Regions from separate parts of the Homo sapiens genome. Here region 2 is linked to region 1. The links are chromatin contacts, found by POLR2A ChIA-PET in ENCODE. All regions are on one chromosome and are shown on one strand. Each heading gives the region's core, a stretch centred on a gene start or an enhancer-like site at or near the end of the contact. The rest is flanking DNA. Distances are from core to core; before and after follow the strand shown.

Evidence for each region. ChIA-PET counts read pairs that join two places held with the same protein, here RNA polymerase II (POLR2A).
Region 2: POLR2A ChIA-PET joins it to region 1 with 12 read pairs in activated CD8-positive, alpha-beta memory T cell. The contact joins two enhancer-like sites. POLR2A ChIA-PET finds 5 or more read pairs at or near these places in 5 of 52 experiments (AG04449, CD4-positive, alpha-beta T cell, RWPE1 and 2 more).

The regions. Positions count from the first base shown.
Region 1 is chr16:24,821,635-24,825,031 of GRCh38, forward strand. TNRC6A (trinucleotide repeat containing adaptor 6A) reads left to right here. Exons shown (of 25, transcript NM_014494.4): 23 at 443-513; 24 at 1,240-1,379; 25 at 1,798-3,397. The coding sequence ends at 2,173. Among named protein-coding and RNA genes, the nearest start is that of SLC5A11, 23 kb to the right of the region's middle. RefSeq lists an enhancer at 1,178-1,678. Within about 2 kb of position 1,502, at least 2 of the 41 ENCODE cell types and tissues checked have a DNase peak (open chromatin) inside an H3K27ac peak, as active enhancers do.
Region 2 is chr16:24,699,322-24,702,718 of GRCh38, forward strand. It overlaps a transcript of TNRC6A not described here. Among named protein-coding and RNA genes, the nearest start is that of TNRC6A, 29 kb to the right of the region's middle. Within about 2 kb of position 1,775, at least 19 of the 41 ENCODE cell types and tissues checked have a DNase peak (open chromatin) inside an H3K27ac peak, as active enhancers do.

The DNA of each region.
Region 1 (3,397 bases), core at 252-2,751:
CAGTAACCCCGGGGAAAACAAGGAGCATCTGTGCGATCGCAAGCTCTGGAATCCCCTTAAAGCTTCATGCCCTGAAGGACACACACGCAGAGTGATCAGACACTACTGAAGTCTTCCCCAGATGGTACCGTTTGAGATTATTTTAGCTCCTATCAATGAGAAGATCTCAAAAAGATGCAGCCTTTTGTGGCTCACTGCCCTCCTCTGTGGTGAACTGGGAGCCATTCTGAGCTCACTGTCGCCAGAGGCAGAGCCCCCTGCCATAGGAGTTAATGCCTGGCCATGGCTAGGGCGAGCTGAAATTCTGGGCCTAGGGAGAAAGCCTCCCATGTAGAAGTGCAAGGAAGTGAAGGAAGTCAAGAGGCCAGGTGATCTGCTAAGTAACTGTAGTTGGGCTCTTTCAGTCCTGGAAAACTGACTTGTCCTTTTTTTCCTTGTTTAGGTTCCAGCTGGGGTGAGAGCAGCTCAGGGAGAATAACAAATTGGCTTGTTCTAAAAAACCTTACACCTCAGGTAAGGATACCAGATACGCTGGTTTATGTGGCTACGCCAGGGAGCATGGGAACAGAGGTTCGGGTCTGTATGTGAGACAAGGGCTGCTAGGTGGTAGTGAAGCCGAGCAGAGGAAACAGCAGAGGAGTGGTCTGTAGACCTCAGGCAGGCTGTGGTCGAATCTGGTGGTTCACGCTGTAATGTGCCTGGGAACCAACCAAGCATACAGATTCCCAGGCCTCACCCAGAGATTGAGTCAGTAGATCTGGGCTAGGGGCTGGGACTCTGCATTTGTATGAGGGCCTGCAGATGAATTTGACACAGGTGGTCCTTGTTGGCACATGGAGAAATCCTGGTCTGCCCCTGAGGTGAGAGCATTTTCTTAGCCCCTGGCCTGCGCCCTCCTCTGGAGGCTGGGTGTTGAGCTCCCACCTCCCTCCTCCCTCAGGGAGCAGAACCTTGATGGATGCTGTCCTCAGGGCAGGGAAGAGAGAAGACATGGAGCCACAGTGGGGATCTGGGGAGTGTCCAGGAGTCTAGAGGCCAGAGCGGTATGGCTCTGGGAGCAGTGGAGGTGGGGAAGATGGCTCTGCACCCCGTCAGAGCAACGTCAGAGTGTCAGTGAAGAGTGGTGCCAGGAGCACAGAGCCTCAGGAAAGAGAGGAGGGGCAGCAGTGCAGCCTGAAACAGCCTCCTGGAGGGCCCGCGGTGACGCCTCTCACTGGCAGTTTCCACACTGTTTCCTAGATCGATGGCTCAACTCTGCGCACTCTGTGCATGCAGCACGGCCCGCTGATCACATTCCACCTGAACCTCCCTCACGGAAATGCTCTGGTCCGCTACAGTTCAAAAGAAGAGGTAGTGAAGGCACAAAAGTCTCTGCACATGTAAGTTGGCTGTTGGGCTCCCAGTTGGAAGAGTCTAGGGGAAGGAGTGTGAGAGCACAGCCTGACCCGGGGCAGTGCACAGGGTCCTGCGTGGGTGGCTCCTGCTGGCTGCAGTAGTGCCCTGATTCCAAGGTCGGCATTCCTAAGCGGGGAATCAGACCTGGCTAGATGGCCCTAGAAAGTCCCTTACGTTGCCCATGGCAGACAGAGGAAGTTCGCTCTGGGCAAGGCACCAGGCCCTGGAGAGCTGTGGGTGCACACTCGGGTGAAGGGAGGGCACGCAGGTTATGTGGTGTAGTCTCTCCCTCTGTGCCTTCTGTGGCTTTTCTAGCAGAGACAAGTTGCACCCTCACTTGTGAGTGAATGAAGCCCTCCTGGTGTGCTGTCCTCACGTGTCCGCGGTGCCTCTCTCCTCTAGGTGTGTACTGGGGAACACTACTATTCTTGCTGAGTTTGCCAGTGAAGAGGAGATCAGTCGTTTCTTTGCACAAAGCCAGTCTCTGACCCCTTCTCCCGGCTGGCAGTCTCTCGGGTCCAGCCAGAGCCGGCTGGGCTCCCTCGACTGTTCCCACTCATTCTCCAGCCGGACCGATCTCAATCACTGGAATGGTGCTGGGCTGTCGGGAACTAACTGTGGAGACCTTCACGGCACTTCACTCTGGGGGACCCCGCATTATTCCACAAGCCTGTGGGGTCCCCCAAGCAGCAGCGACCCCCGAGGAATTAGCAGCCCATCTCCCATTAACGCTTTTCTTTCTGTTGACCACCTGGGTGGGGGTGGAGAGTCCATGTAACAGTGTAGATGCAGACTCACCGACCGGGACCTCAGACGCGAGGGAAAGGAGCACTAAGTGGGGCTCGCCGCCTGCAGCCAGGGGCCGCCTGTGGGAACAGCTATTCTCTGCACATTTTCCACTTTGTTTTCCCCAAAACATATCAGTTTGAATACTTGAATCATGCAGGCCAATATTATAATGTGAAAAGGTATCTACTCTATTTACACTCCCAAATAGCGCCATACATGCTAAACCGTAGAGAATGAGCTCGCTTGTGTCTATTCATCATGTTTAGCCTTTGGATTCTTTTTTTTTTTTTCCTTCTATTCCTCCCCAACCCCCCCCCCCGCCCCTTTTTTTCTCTCTTGCAAAACCATTTTTTGGGCTGATAACGTATGAGCTTTTCCCTTTGCACTGAATGATGTTCTCTCCGTCTCATCGGCAGTATGGGGGGCAGCTGTCCCAGTGTCAATGTTTACTCAAGGGTGTTCTTAGGAGGCGTGCGCTCTCTACTATGCCTTGATGTTGCCTACCTTATTGTGGTATCGTGGAGTTTAAAAGATCAAGTTAGGATGCTGACTTAGGATTATTAATGAAAGTGTTGCACCAGTTTTTTCATGTTGTAAAACTAAAGAATTTCGCTCTGCAGTTTGAAAAACTGTGGCCACAGCTGTGACTTGCAGCCCACCTGCCACCCAGGACGGGCCCTGCACTTTGAATAGGCTTTCCATTTTGTTTTGGAGGTTCTCACTTTGAACCTTCTTGTTTACAGATTTTTTTGTTTGTTTTTTGAGAAAAAAAAATGTTTACTCTTCCATCATTTAAAAAAAATGTAAAAGACAAAAAAAAAATGGAGGATGATTTAAAAGATGCTTTCTATCTCTGGGAAAAAGGAGCAGCATTTGGCCATGTTCTTTTGTTTTTCTATTCCTGTCCCAAATCAAAGAGCATGGTTCTCAGGAAAACCAGTTCCCCAGTTTAAAAAAAAAAAAAAAAATTCCTTGTAGTTTCTTAGAGGAAAAAAAGAAAAACCCCAACTTTTAGCACTGATACTACATATTGCTCTGTTAAAGAATTTTCTCTGCCAAAAAAAAAGAAAAAACAAAAAAACGCTTAAAGCTGGAGTTTGACATTCTGCTTTCAGATGCTGTCTTTTTATTAGTGAGTGATGATGGTTTGCTAATAATCAATAGGTAATAATTTTTTGTAATCCCATCAAGTGGCTCCATATGTTTCTGCTCT
Region 2 (3,397 bases), core at 525-3,024, 120 kb before region 1:
AAGAGAGACAATCAACCCAGGAGGACTTCCAGGAGGAAGAAAAGAGCCAGATGAGACCAAAAGGATGACTAGGAGATATTCAGGCAAAGCTGGGTTGAGTAAAATGTGCTCTTAGACCAGGCACGATGTCTCACACCTGTAATGCCAGCAGTTTGAGAGGCCAAGGCGGGAGAATTGCTTGAGGCCAGGAGTGCCAGACAAGCCTGGGCAACATAGCAAGATCCCATTTCTACAAAAAATTTTTAAAATGAGCTGGGCATGGTGGCGTGCACCTGTCATCTCAGATACTTGGGAGGCTGAGGTGGGAGAATCGCCTAAGGTTAGGATTCCAAGGCTGCAGTGAGCTATGATTGCGCCACTGCACTCCGGCCCAGGCAACAGAATGGAACCCTGTCTCTACCAAAAAAAAAAAAAAAAGCTTCTGAGAAAATAACAAATACAAAAGCCCAGAGATGGACAAGAGAGCACTGAGCTGAAGGGCCACAGATACCATTTCTTTAACAGTCAACCCTGAGGACTTGAGGGGTAAGAATTATTAATTTCCATTTTACAGATATGGACACCGAAGTTCTAAGAAGCTCAGCAATGTGCCAAGTGCTAGTGTTACACAGGAAATAAGTAGCAGAGACAGGCTTTAAATCTAGCTCTGATGCCAAAGGCTATGTTCCTTCCACCATGCTTGATTCTGCCCCTTCCAGAATCAGGGACCCTTTAGGTTCTGGGTGCCCAAAGTTTTTGACCCACAGTAACTCTAGTATCTGGTAATAGCTGGGATCAAAAGGTGCCCCAGAGGCTGGTCAAGGTGGCTCACACCTGTAATTTTAGCACTTTGGGAAACTGAGACGGGAGGATCACTCAAAGGCCAGGAGGAGTTCAAGACCAGCCTGGGCAACATAGTGAGACCCTGTGTCTGAATTTTTCTTTTTTTTTTTGAGACAGAGTCTCACTCTGTTGCCCAGGCTGGAGTGCAGTGGTGCGATCTTGGCTCACTGCAATCTCTGCTTCCCAAGTTTAAGCAATTCTCCTGCCTCAGCTTCCCAAGTAGCTGGGACTACAGACGCATGCCACCATGCCCGGCTAATTTTTGTATTTTTAGTAGAGACAGGTTTCACCATGTTGGCCAGGCTGGTCTTACGAACTCCTAACCTCAGATGAGCCTCCCCCCTTGACCTCTCAAAGTTTTGGGATTATAGGCATGAGCCACCGTGCCCAGCCTATGTCTGAATATTAAATAAATAAGTAAGTGGTGCTCCAGGGGGTTCCCTCACACTCTTCTCTTTCTCTTGCTGCACCCCTGAACCCTAATGACCTATGGATCTTCGTGGTAGAGGTGCCATATTGGCTGTGCTCAGTAACTAGGCTCAAAGTGCTGACCGCTGTGCCTGTCTGGCTGTCTTAGCCAGTGAGATGCTGTCCTTAGGCAATAGCCTACCTATATGTTTCAGCCGATCCCTGACCCCACACCTCTAGACATTCTCCACTAGCCAGCATGTTGAACATCTTTTCTCTTGCTTCTTTATAGCAAACCACTTGTTCCCTGCCACCCCATGTTCCGCCATGGCTACCACGTGGGCTGACGCCTTCACAGACATGTTTCTCTCGCTCTTTGGAATTGTCTGTCACTGACCCAATGCAATAAGGCTGCCCAATGTGCTCTGGTCATCCCAGGCTGAATTAATCAAAGTATAAGGCCCAGAACCAGGGAGGTGGACTTGGGTCAGCCCTAGCCCGGGAAGAACATTCAGTTCTGGGAGGAAGGGTGCCAAAAGGCAGTTAAGTTCAGAGGCAATTATCCAGAGAGCACGAGGCTCAAAGCCAAAATGTATGAGTAACATTGAAAGAATTGAGGTTGTGTGGACTGAAGCAGAGATGACTCAGGCGGAGACTATTCCCAAATGAGGCTGCAGGGGACTGCAGGGGGAGCTTCAGGAGCTGGGGCTCACTGCCACTAAGAATTCACTCCTCTGCTGGCATCTGGCTCTTCAATGCTCCCAAGCCTCTCTGAGTCTGAGTTCCCTCTCCCACCCACCTTACTAACTTTTTTTTCTTTTTTTTTTTTTTTGAGACGGAGTCTCGCTCTGTCGCCCAGGCTGGAGTGCAATGGCCATGATCTCAGCTCACTGCAACCTCCATCTTCTGGGTTCAAGCAATTCTCCTGCCTCAGCCTCCCGAGTAGCTGGGACTACAGGCGCATGCCACCATGCCTGGCTAATTTTTGTATTTTTAATAGAGATGGGGTTTCACCATGTTGGTCAGGCTAGTCTGAACTCCTGACCTCAGGCGATCTGCCCGTCTCAGCCTCCCAAAGTGCTCGGATTACAGGCGTGAGCCACAGTGCCCAGCCACTTACTAACTTGTCTAACCTCCTGGCTTCCGAAACCCATGGCCCTGCTATCCCTTCTGTCATTTTCACAAATGATTCTGCCTCTTTCCTCAGGAAATTGAGGCCAATAAGAAAAACATTCTCTGCACCATCAACTAATTGGTATCTGAACCCATCCTTTCCTCCTTCCTTCTGGTCTTATGGAAGAGAGACTGGACTCCTTCCAAGGTTAATTCTTCCACATGGACTTTGGAGTCCATCCATCAACTTTGTTCCTATTTCTTCCACATCTCACACTCCTATAAAGAAGCCTAAGTCTTTCCTGTACTGAAAAAAAACAAAAACAAAAAAAACACGCCTCTCAATAACCCCACTGATTGCCTCCTCTTCTATATGCAGGGACCATGTGTCTTCTCTTTCACATTTCACATGTAAACTCTATTTTCTTTTCTTTTCTTTTTTCTTTTTTTTTTTTTTTTTTGAGGCAGTGTCCACATTTCGCGTGTAAACTCTTTTTTCTTTTCTTTTTTCTTTTTTCTTTTTTTTTTTTTGAGGCAGGGTTTCGCTCTGTCACCCAGGCTGGAGTGCAATGGCACAATCTTTCCTCACTGCAGCCTCTGCCTCTGGAGCTCAAGTGATCTTCCCAGCTCAGCCTCCCGAGTAGCTGGGACTTCAGGCACATGCCACCATGCCCAGCTAATTTTTGTATTTTTTGTAGAGATGAGATCTTGCCATGTTGCCTAAGCTTGTCTTGAACTCCTGGGCTAAAACAAGCCACCCACCTCAGCCTCCCAAAGTGCTAGGATTATAGGCATGAGCCACCATGCCTGGCTCTATCAAATCTTCAAACCTTATCATAGTATACCACTGCTATTTAAGCTATTGCAGATTAGATTGGACCATATGAAATTGTCATTTTTTCAGTAACAGCTTTTTTGAGAAATAATTCACATACCCTACAATTCACACACTTAAAATATACAATTTGGCTGGGCACGGTGACACCTCTTGAAACCAGGGGTTCGAGGCTGCAGTGAGCTGTGATCATCCCACCGCACTTTAGCCCGGGTGACA